Linked DNA regions of Homo sapiens: region 2 is linked to region 1. A link is a loop called in an ENCODE intact Hi-C map of the cell type or tissue named here. Cell type or tissue: pancreas. All regions are shown on one strand. Each heading gives the region's core, and the rest is flanking DNA. Links, peaks and the distances in the headings are about the cores only.

Evidence for each region. A loop is a pair of places that touch in the nucleus more often than their neighbours do. Peaks named below come from ENCODE experiments on the same cell type or tissue, not always from the same donor. Only the 100,000 strongest peaks of a DNase experiment are listed, where the experiment ranks them.
Region 2: it touches region 1 in a loop (6-fold over the local background); 1 of 110 quality-filtered maps calls a loop at or near these places.

The regions. Positions count from the first base shown.
Region 1 is chr9:36,746,298-36,751,676 of GRCh38, forward strand. No RefSeq gene overlaps it. Among named protein-coding and RNA genes, the nearest start is that of MIR4475, 75 kb to the right of the region's middle. RefSeq lists a silencer at 2,150-2,269. In pancreas, for the core only: no CTCF peak of the experiment used is centred there; a DNase peak (open chromatin) is centred at 2,210; H3K27me3 peaks cover 260 bases.
Region 2 is chr9:36,802,473-36,807,851 of GRCh38, forward strand. The region is part of intron 2 of LOC105376030 (a long non-coding RNA gene); the gene reads left to right. Among named protein-coding and RNA genes, the nearest start is that of MIR4475, 18 kb to the right of the region's middle. In pancreas, for the core only: no CTCF peak of the experiment used is centred there; no DNase peak of the experiment used is centred there.

The DNA.
Region 1 (5,379 bases), core at 229-5,228:
GAGACTTCCTTGTGTATCCCAGACAACCAAAGGCAGCCCCGAGGGGCCCCTGCTGCACCCCAGCCCCCACCTGGGGAAAGATGCCAGCACAATTTTACAGAGATTGAGTAAATATTGCTATGTGTTTTACTGAACTATTGTTATTTTATCTGGGGAAGAGAAGATGTTGATGTCGGTGACAAAAATATTAAAATCACATACTAGCTGTGTGTCCTTGGGAAAGTTATACTCTCTCTGGGCCTTAATTTGCTCCTCTATGAAATGGGAGCTTTAGTCCTACTTGATCTCCTCTCTGGGATTGTGTAAAATGCTGACTCCACGAAACAGCTGACAGAGAAGAGATGTGGTGAGGGAGGGATGGTGGGGGAAAATGATCTCTAAAAAAGTCGTGGCCAAAGTGAGGAATGGCTCTTCCCTGCTCTCAGAGCCTCTTGTTGCTGTGTGTGTTTTGGTGGGTGAGGGGTGGCATAGGGCAGTGTTGCAGCTTTTCCCCTTCTAGCACAAGTGGCCAGATACAGGGCTGCTTTCTCCTGTTTGCCTCTCAGGCTACCTCTCAAGAGGACCTCTTATTCTACGCATAAAGCCTCTGGCAGGAGAAAGGCATGCAATGGAGAGAAGTGCTTTTCAATGGAGCAGACCCCCATCAAGGTGGAGGAGCCCACACAAGCCCCTGAGCTCACCTGGGTTATTGCTTGGACCTTCTCCTCTGGTTTAATCTCTGCCCTAACCATCCCTTCATGGCAAAAAGAAGAGACCCAACCCAGAAGCCACAGACCAGGCCTGTGGACCGAGGACTCTGCTTTTGCTCCGCCCTCCCTTCCCCATCCCCACCATGTCTCCTTGTCTAGGAACCGAACCCTCAGCTCAGACCTTTCAGCATTTTTAAGACTGGGAAGGTTTTCCAGTGTCTCCTTCAAGTTGCCAAGTCTATGTTCATGAGTGGAGGCAAAGAGCTTGGGCTTTGGGGTCCAGCTGACCTGGATTTGATCCCTGGCCCTGCCACTTTCTAACTGGATGACAGTGGGCAGATAATTTACCCTTTCTGAGTCTCAGTTTCCTCACCTGCAAAATGGGTATTATAATAGTGCCTATTTCACAGGATGGTTGTGAGGAATAATGAGATAATGTGTGCAACATCTGTGTGAACTTTATGGTTTTTCTGCCCAGTTGAGCATTTCCCTTCTCCCAGGAAGTGCTCCCAGTTGTTCTCAGGGCTGCAGGTCATGGCACTGCACTTCCCTGGCCAGAGCACATGACTGAATGCAGCCGATCAGAGTCTGTCCTTGGGATTTTATACTGTAGCTGGAGAAAGAAGGGCTCTCCCCTGTCTGTTGTAAAGATAAAAGATGCAAGCTTGAAGTTGGCTGCACATTGGGTTCTGGTCTTGCCCGGGTGGGGTACAGCTGACCCATCAGAAAATAACAACTGCAGCTGGGTGTGGTGGCTCATGCATGCAATCCCAGCACTTTGGGAGGCCAAGGTGGGCGGATTACCTAAGGTCAGGAGTTCAAGACCAGCCTGGCCAACACGGTGAAACACCGTCTTTACTAAAAATACAAAAATTAGCCAGGCGTGGTGGTGCACACCTGTAATCCCAGCTGCTTGGAAGGCTGAGGCATGAGAATAGCTTGAACCCAGGAGGTGGAGGTTGCAGTTAGCTGAGATTGTGCCACTGCACTCCAGCCTGGGTGATAAAGTGAGACTCTGTCTAAAAATATAAAAAGAAAAAAAGAAAAGAACAACCTGGAAAGAAGCAGAGAGGAGGAGAGAGAGACACTGGATTGCCCTTGAATCCCTGGTTCCAGTTATCTCGTGGTCCAGCGTCATTCCTGTTTTTCCTGTGGTTTCAGTATTTGAGGGACTGCCCATAACATTTCCCTTTTGGGTTAGCTGGTTGGAGCTGGGTTTCTGTCACTTGCAACCAAAGGATCCCAACTAATGTAAAATTACTTAGCCTAGTACCTGGCTTATAGCAAAGGCTCTATAAGTGGTGGCTCTAAGTATTAAGTCAGACTCTGCGGCTTGACATTGGTGCTGAATTTCCATCTCCATTTATCCCTGGCCACCCTGTTGTGTGCACTTGTGTATTCTCTCTGCCACCCGGCACCCAAGACTCTAGGGCTGCCTGAGTGAAACACGAAGCTGGTGGGTGGCTCGCGGCCTGAGCCTGCCTGGTGAGGACGGCAGCAGCTCCGGCCCATACAAAGCAGCACCATGGACAGTGGCAGACCAGCCTGAGAATGCCTGCCACCACGCCAGACACAACCGAGCTGCCGACATCCTTCCCCATGTCGGGGCCTGATAATGAACAAGTAATTTATGTCCAGGAGTCAGTGGAGCCTGTCTTGGGCCAGGGCTGAAATGTGACTACGAGGGATTCCTATGAAGGTCATCGCCCTGCTCTTGTCACTGCTAAGGGTTGTCTGTAAATGGCATCCCTCGGAGGCATCACCTTGCTCTCCTGGCTTCTTTGTGGGGATAAGGGTGCACTTTTGAGAAGGTGAGTTGAGAAAAGCACTGGGCTTCTTTTGAGCCATGCCCTTGCAGTGGCCCAGGAATTCTTGTCAAGTGTGACCTCAGATGTCTCATGGGTGAGAAGGGGTGACCCAGGGTGGACTGACACGTGAGAGGCTGTGCAGAATCTGTGAGTGGGGAGGGCAGGAATTGGGCATCCTTCATTGGGGACAAAATAGCTCCAAAGACCTTCTGTCTAAATTAATTTGAATCAAACTCCAGATATGACAAGAATGGTGTTCTGGTGACAAAGTAACAGAGCATCTTTTTTGAGAGTATGAAAAGAGGGGAAGGGATAAAGGAGAAAGCACTAGGCTGGAGGGTAGGTGAATCATGAAACCCCTTCCTATGGGACTCAGTTTCCCCACCATTTCGTGGATTGGAGAGGCTTCACCATTCTGGGATGCGGTCAGAGTATGGTTTAATGGTCCCATTTTATGGATGAGGAAACTGAGACTTAGAGGTTAAGTTGTACAGATTTCACATTCCAGACTTGGGCCTTTGGATTCCTAACCCAGTTCCATGTATTGCCCAGCCTCATATGCTGTTTATAGAAACTATGGGATCTCTCTTCAGCAGAGAGGTCTCATGGAGTCCTCCCAGCAGCGGCCCAGAGGCCCCCATTCTGTCCCACTGTCATTTCAAAGTAAAATTCCTCTGGAAATTGCCATGCTGCCTCCTGTTAGAGAGGGTGCAAGGGGAGAGGGTGCTCCTGGAGGAAAGATTTATTTTCCATGGGAGGTTTGGTGATTTGTGTGTGCATTGCCTCAGCTGGGAGGGGTCACCTTCCAGTGGAGGGGCTGAAAGTGGGATCATGCCCTTGTTCCTGCGCCATGGGGCCCCCCCCGTCAATGCCATCCTTTCAGCTTCACTTCCTCTTTCCATGTTGCAGCTGGAGTGTCTGGCCTGAAACATGATCAATACACTATGAGCTGAGTGCTGCAGTTTTCTTTTCCTCCCAGGTGGGAACTACATTTAAATTTACTTGAAGGTTAAAAAAACAACACCTTCTATGAGGGGAATTTAAAAAAAGAATGGGTTGGGAATCTCCTATTAACAGGAGAACGTATCACCCCAAACCAAATGAGCCCTGTTTGCCGCTCACCCCACAGCTGAGCTGAGCCTGCTCTGGACATGTGGGCCCTGGTGACCACATCACAGGGCCTGGACAGTGTTCACTGGGTAGAGGGATGCTGATGGCTTGGTTGGCTCCTGTGGTTGGGCTTTTAGAAAATACCCCTAAACACAGCTTTTCCTTTTAGTTCCCTTTTGCAGAACTCCAGGAAGCAGGTAGGTCATGGATTACCAGGTCCATTTCACAGATGAAGAGATGTCACTCAGAGAGGAAGAGTGGAAGAGAACAGCCACCAGGCTGCAGGCACTCCCGCAGGGCCCTTTCTGCTGCATTTCTGCCAGCCCCCAACCAACGGCAGGTGCAGAAGGGGCTGCACAGACATACAGGGCTCTGGGGCACCTGGCCAGATGCTGCCTGAGCAGGCTGGGGGAGGTGGTTTCCTTCACATGGTCTCAGAGCTGAGAGTCCCTGAGCTCTACACACCTTGGACTGTGTTCCTTCTGTTCTTCTAATGCTCACTGTCTTTGTCTGTGAGAATATCCCAATCACAAACTGTATTGGCTTTTATTTTTAGGGGGAGATTTGCAAAAGGGGATACACGTCTATTCGGAAATATTCGGAATGTAAAGCTGAAAGGGGGGGTGGTAATCTCACCCCTGCCTCCCCTGTCTGGCTGTACCCTTCTTCACTGCACCTCACTACCAGGGAGAGTTGGCTCTCCCTGGAGTCAGACAGACTTCATCCAAGTCTCAGCCCCACCACATCCCAGCTGTGTGACATAGGGGAGGTCACCTAACTTCTCTGAACCTCCGTCTCTTCACCTACAAAAGGGGATAATAATTAGGGTGACTGTTAAAGTCATCCAGATGGGGACACTATTGAGAGTGAAAGTTGGCACTCTTAATAAGCACGTTGGGACAGTGGGCGTGGACCAGGGCTGTCCTGGCAAACCAGGATATTCAGGCACTTAGTGATAATAGAAGTACCTACTCATAGGTTGTTGTAAGAATGAAATGCTAAAAATGCAAAGATTAACTTGCATAGAGCTGGGAGTACAAATTCTTGATGTAAGATAGCTTTATTGTTGTTATTTTGTGTTCTCTTTTCATCTCAGGAGACTGTGTGACCTTCTTTTGAGACTGGAGAGAATAGAGTGGTCTGATCTGGGATTCCTCACCTTCTGCACATGTGTAATTCTATGCAGTGCTGGTATTTGCCTTCTCTCCTAAGGCCGGGCTTTGCAAATGATCCCAATGGCTCTTAAGCCTCCCTGATTGGAGCCCTCTGACCATGATGGTGCGAGGTTGGTCATATGTGGTCCCAAGAGGTCACTGGTTAAGACCTTGGAGGGCACACATCTCTGAATTGGGATGAAGGTCACATTTGTAAGTTTGTTCCTCTGGCTTCTCTTGCTGATGCTTCCCATTGCTTATTACGGGATGTGTGTTGTTAGAGTGATGGGTGAGTGGAGGGAAGGATGCTGCTGTTTAGAGAGAGGTTAAGCCTAGACAACCCTTCTGGAAATCTCCAAACATTCTGGGAGTTGGCCTGGGGAGAGGAGGTGACCAAATCCACTCCTGTGGGCTAAGATTAGACAGTCAGGCTGGTCTCTGTCCTGACATGATTCCCTGGAGACTTCAGAGAAACCAGCTACCAAGGGGGTCCTGGTAATTCAGCAAAAACACAGAATATCAAAATAATTGGGAATCTTGCCATCCCTGGTGTTATTAACCACAGTGTACATTTTAAGGCCAGATCTTCCAGCTGATGAGTGTATAGGCATGTGTAGT
Region 2 (5,379 bases), core at 244-5,243, 56 kb after region 1:
GGTTGCAAAATGCCCTTTTTTTGCCCACTATGGAAGCTCGGGCTTTGGGCAGCTGGTGTTTAGCGTCCTATGCTGTTATGTCAGAAGCCCCCACTCTGGATGGATCAGACCTTATGGGGTCTCTGGGGACACAGAAAGAAATCAGATGTAGTCCCTGCCCTGAGCGCCTCAGTCTGAGGGGAGACAGAGCATGCATAGACCAGGCTGATGCAGAGTGACTCACACTGAGACGCAGGCGAGGACTAGGGGCTGGGAATGGAGGGACGGAGCAACTGATGTGTTGTGTGTGTGTGTGTGTGTGTGTGTGTGTGTGTGCACGCGTGTGTGTGACTGTCAGAAGATGAAAAGGATCAGGGAGGAGGGAATTCCTACATGTTTGTGCCTGGGACCTCATGCAGAGGAAAGACAGGAATGAAAACTAGAAAGGAAGCAGGAACTGGTTCACGGTGGGCCTTGAGTGCCAGCCTTTAATCCTGAGGAGACATAAAATGAGGAACCCAGTGAGACTGGAGTTTTCTGGGGAAGGATCCCTCGGGATGGGAAGGAGAGCAACAAGTACAAGAGGGTAGAACAGTGTGAGAGGCAATTCCATCCACTTCCGCCCCTGCCTTTGGAGTTCAGCGTGCCTTTGTAAAAACCATGGTTGCCCAGGAGTGTTTCCAGAGGGCAGGGAAGTGCTTCCTGCTAAGCGGAGTGGAGTGAGACCCTTTTACACTCTGAGCATAGTTGCCCAGTGGGTAGGCTGGGGTGAGGAGGCAGTGAGGCAGAGAACTAAGGAGGTAGAAAGAAAGGAGGCAGTGTAATAATGTAGCGGGTGGAGCACAGACTTTAAAATAGGACAAACCTGGCTTCAAATTTCAGCTCCACACCTCTGTAACCTTCGGCATGGTATGGAACACTTCTGTATCAGTCAGGATAATCTAGCTTATGCCGCAGTAACAAACAGCTCTGAAATCTAAGTGGCTTAAAATGACCGAGATTGATCTCTTGCTCATGCTGCGTGTTCATTAAAGATTTGCTGGGGACTCTATTCATTGTAGTAACTCCAGAACCCAGGTTTATGGAAACTTCTTGTTACTCCTTCCGCAATGACCAAGGCAATGTGAACAGGGCATGGTAATTCACTCACTGCCCTTAAAGTGAGCTCTTTCACTTCCATTCACATTCCACTGGTCAAAGCTAGTCTGGCCATGCACATCTTCTCAGAGTGTGGAAAAGTGAGAATTGAAATAGTTGTGAACAATCTGTCTCAACTTTCTTATCTGTAAAATGGGAATAAAACTACCAACCTCAGATGAGCATTGTGAATCTAATGAGATAATGCATGCAGCAGTCTAGGTGAAATATAGTCACACTCAAACAATGACAGCCAAAACAACAACAAAAAGATGTGGGCAAAAAGGAGAAAAAAGTATAGCATTTGTTGCTTCTGGGATTTCTGAGACAGCAAGGTTGATTTATCTGGAAAAAGCTGCTGTGTCTGGAACAGCTGTATCGGGAGCTGCTGCTTTGGAGGTGGCCCCGAGATCGATCCCTGATGCTCCTGGAACTCCTTCCTGCTGGTGAAAGACTTTCCCTCCATGAGTCTCAGGGCTGAGCTGGGGGTGTTCTTGAAGGCAGCTTCCGGCTTCCTCTCCAAGACTGTGCATTTCAAACACTAATCTAATGCCTTTCCTGCTGCCACCGCAGTCCCATGGAAACAGCATTTCCATTCCAAGTTTCAGTTCCCATTCATCACCGTGAAGCGCGATACCTGAGGGGAAACGGTAACTGAGACTTTGTGAGTCTCCAAAGACGGGAATGTGTCTGCAGGAGCTGAGTAATTAGAGCAGTTTTCTGCACACATGCCTAGTCTTTATTTAAGACATTTCACTTAGGTACACGTCTAAGTTATTCAAAAGTCACTTAGATTTGAGACATGTATATCATTAATTTCTCGTCTCTATTGTAGAATAGTTCAATAAGCACCAATAACCATGACTGCAAGTATTTATTGAGGCTAACTATGTTTCAGGCAACTGTACTCAGAGCCTTGCTTGAAATAACTCATTTAATTTTATAACAATGCCTTATTGTTTTCTGTACCCAATTTGAGAAACTTGCAGGACTCCTAAGGTGTTTCCATATGAAGGAGCTTTAAGTAATCTTTAAGGGGAAAAATGGAATAAATGGAGAATAGTTAGTCTGTGAGACTAAGAAAAGAGCGGTAACTAACATTCACATAGAGCTGAGTATGTTCCAGGCACTTAGGCATATTAGCTCATTAATTGTCTCAATAACTCAAAAGGTAAACACTATGGTCACCATTTTATAGTTAAGGTACCTGAGGTATAGAGAGAGTACATAACTCCATCAATATAATAATAGCTAGTGAGTGGCAGAACCAGGATTTGAACCCAAATAAGTAGGTTCTTATCCACTATACTATACTGCCTCTTGGGGTCTCACAATCTCAGCATCTTAAAATACTGAGGGGACTGTCATGTGGAAGACTTTTCACTAACGTCTAGATCAACACAACCAATATTGATGGTGTAATTGATGATGTAATTGATAGTGTAAGCCACAGAAAGGCAGATTTTGACTCTATCTATGGAAGGACTTCCACTCAATTGGCATTACTCAAAGATCAGAATTCCTTGTTGATAGCAAGCTCCTTGCCACCAGAAATCCTCAAGAATGGGCCTGGGTGACCACTCCCAGCGAGGTGTGGGTGGGATTCCCTCCCTGGGTTTGAGGCTGATATAGATGACCTGTGTTACCCTTTAACATAATTTCATGACCACAACAACTGCCATGACTTTGGAATATGGCCAAACATTTCCAAACTATTAAAACTGGGAGCAGGTGACAAAACTATGTGGCAAATATGAAGGCCCAGGATACTTTACCTGAGCTCAGTGGTATCATCAAGTTCAACTCATAACTAAGTGATGCTGACACGTGGTCATGATGCAAATAAGTGTTGTTACCTGGATGATCAATTAACCTCAGTTCATGTCATCAATTCTAAGTAGTAAAATTTTCACTAATCAAGCCTACATTTTTGTTTTTCTTTTCTAGCTGTATTAATTTACCTGAATTTTAAAGCGAGGCTAAATGTGGTAGTTTTTCTCGATGCTATGTGGGTGTTTTTCTTCTTGGTGAAGCTGTAGAAGGATGGGAAGCAGGGGCATCACTTACTGGGCCAGAAGAGCCAGGTGAGAGCCAAGGACCTACGCGGTGAGAGGTCCATGCAGGCCAAGGGAGAGGAGACGTGACAGGAGCATGAGTCGGATGAGCTGGGGTCTGGAGGGAGCAGACACTGGCAGCAGAAGGTACAGAAACTGTACCCACCCCACAATGGCCCCAGATCCTCTGGGGCCAAAGTCCAGGGCAAGGGCTAAGGAAGCAGTCAGAGGCCAGGAAACAGGGCAAAAGCAGGAAGTACACAAGGAAGAGGCTTGGCCCCTGCCTCAGTCTCTGGGCATTTGTCTGGCTCCCCTGGGGCAGAAGACAGTTCTAGCTGGGTGGGCCTAAGCTCTGGATGCAGGGACAAGAAATTGGTGGTAATTGATGAGAGCAAAAAGACCCAGCACAGGGGTCCCAGGAGGTCCTGGTAGCAAGTCCAGGCCAGTGTTCTCAGGCAAACCTCCTGCGGCCCCAGCTCCTACCCCCACAGGAGGCCACAGGGCCGGGATTCCAGTCCCAGCACTGCCCCTGACTCAGCAGGTAACCTTGGCAACATCCCTTCCTTCTCTGGCCTCAGTTTCTCATCTCTACAGTGGGAGAATTGGTCTAGATATTTCCTAAGGACCTCCTGATCGTGAAATAAACACAACAGAGGCAGCTTTCAAAGATCTTCTTCCCCTTCTCCTTCCAAAGGGCTGGCAGGGAGTTTAAACCAACTTTGAGCCTCTCTCTTCTCTGCTTAAGAATTGAAGATTTCTATGAACTGGACTTTTTGATTTACAGTCCCAAGTGGTGTAGGAGGGAATAATAAGCTCTTTAGACTTGGAAGCTCCTGCAAGAAATGATGGATGTCCTCGAGGGAACGTACATCCAGGAAGGTGTCCCCAAACTCCCAGCAGGAATCAATCTCCCTGTCCCCTGAATGCTCGACATCTCCCTAATAGCATTTTCTACCTCGTGTTTTGTGCAGCTGCTTGTGTGTCTCATATCCCCCAACTAGGTCACAAGCTCCCTGAGGTCAGCGACCGTGCACCTTGGGCTCTCGGGCAAGATTCATGGCATGGCTGCTGACCGGCTGGACAGATGGGACTTCTCTGATTTTTAACCAAGCATTCTTCCTGAAGATGAAAGTGTCCCACGTCATCTTGTTGGGATGATGTACCAGGATCTGTGCTGCTTTAAAAATGCACAAAATCCCTGGTACTTTGGAGTTGTTTGCAAGTAGAAAAAAAAAATTGATGGAGGGTGGAGCCCGATGCTAAGTGGAAGTTGGAATGAGACCCCTGGAAGCTTTGTTGCTTGTATCTGAGGTCCTGACTCTATTGACACTACAGCACAGACCCCTGAAGACTGGGCCTCCCAGAAGCCTGCTTGCCACCTTCCTAGTATTGCAGGTCCCCCAAGAGCTGGGACCTGGTGGCATCATATGCTAAATAAGAAAAATAATCTTTAACAGCGAGCTTACTTTTTTGCAAAGCCTGCTAAGCCCTTTAGCCACTGGTCCTCATTACAGCCCTATGATGGCAGAAACTATTGTCATCCCCAATACACAGATAAGGAAACTGAGGTCCAAAACCACACAGCCAGGGACACTTTTCCTCCAACTCCTCACACGGGTCCTCCTCATTCCTGAGGCCTCTCTTTGAGCATCACTTCCTCGGGCTGGCCTTTTTCACCACCCTCAGTCAAGAGGCTTTTGGCAGCCTCATCATTCTGTATCGGAGGTCATCAAACTTGAGCATGCACCTGAGCCACCTGGAGGGCTTGTTACGGCACAGGTTGTTGCCCCACTCACCCTAGAGTTTCTGACTCAGTAAGTCGGGGGTGGAACCTGAGAACTTGCATTTCTTTAGTTTTTAAATTATAATTTGTGTGGGTACATAAAAGGTGTTCATATTAATGGGGCATGTAGGATATTTTGATACAGGCACACAATGTGTAATAGTCACATCAGGGTAAATGGGTATCTGTCACCTCAAGCCCCATCCTGTGTTGAAAACAATCCAATTATACTCTTTCAGTTATTTTTAAATGTGCAATTAAATTATTATTGACTATAGTCACTCTGTTGTGCTTTCAAATACTAGATCTTATGCATTCTTTCTATTTTTGCTTTTGTACCCAGAACTTGCACTTCTAACATGCTCCCAGATGATGTCGAAGCTGTTGGTCCGGGGACCACACTTCAAGAACCATTGCTCATAGCAC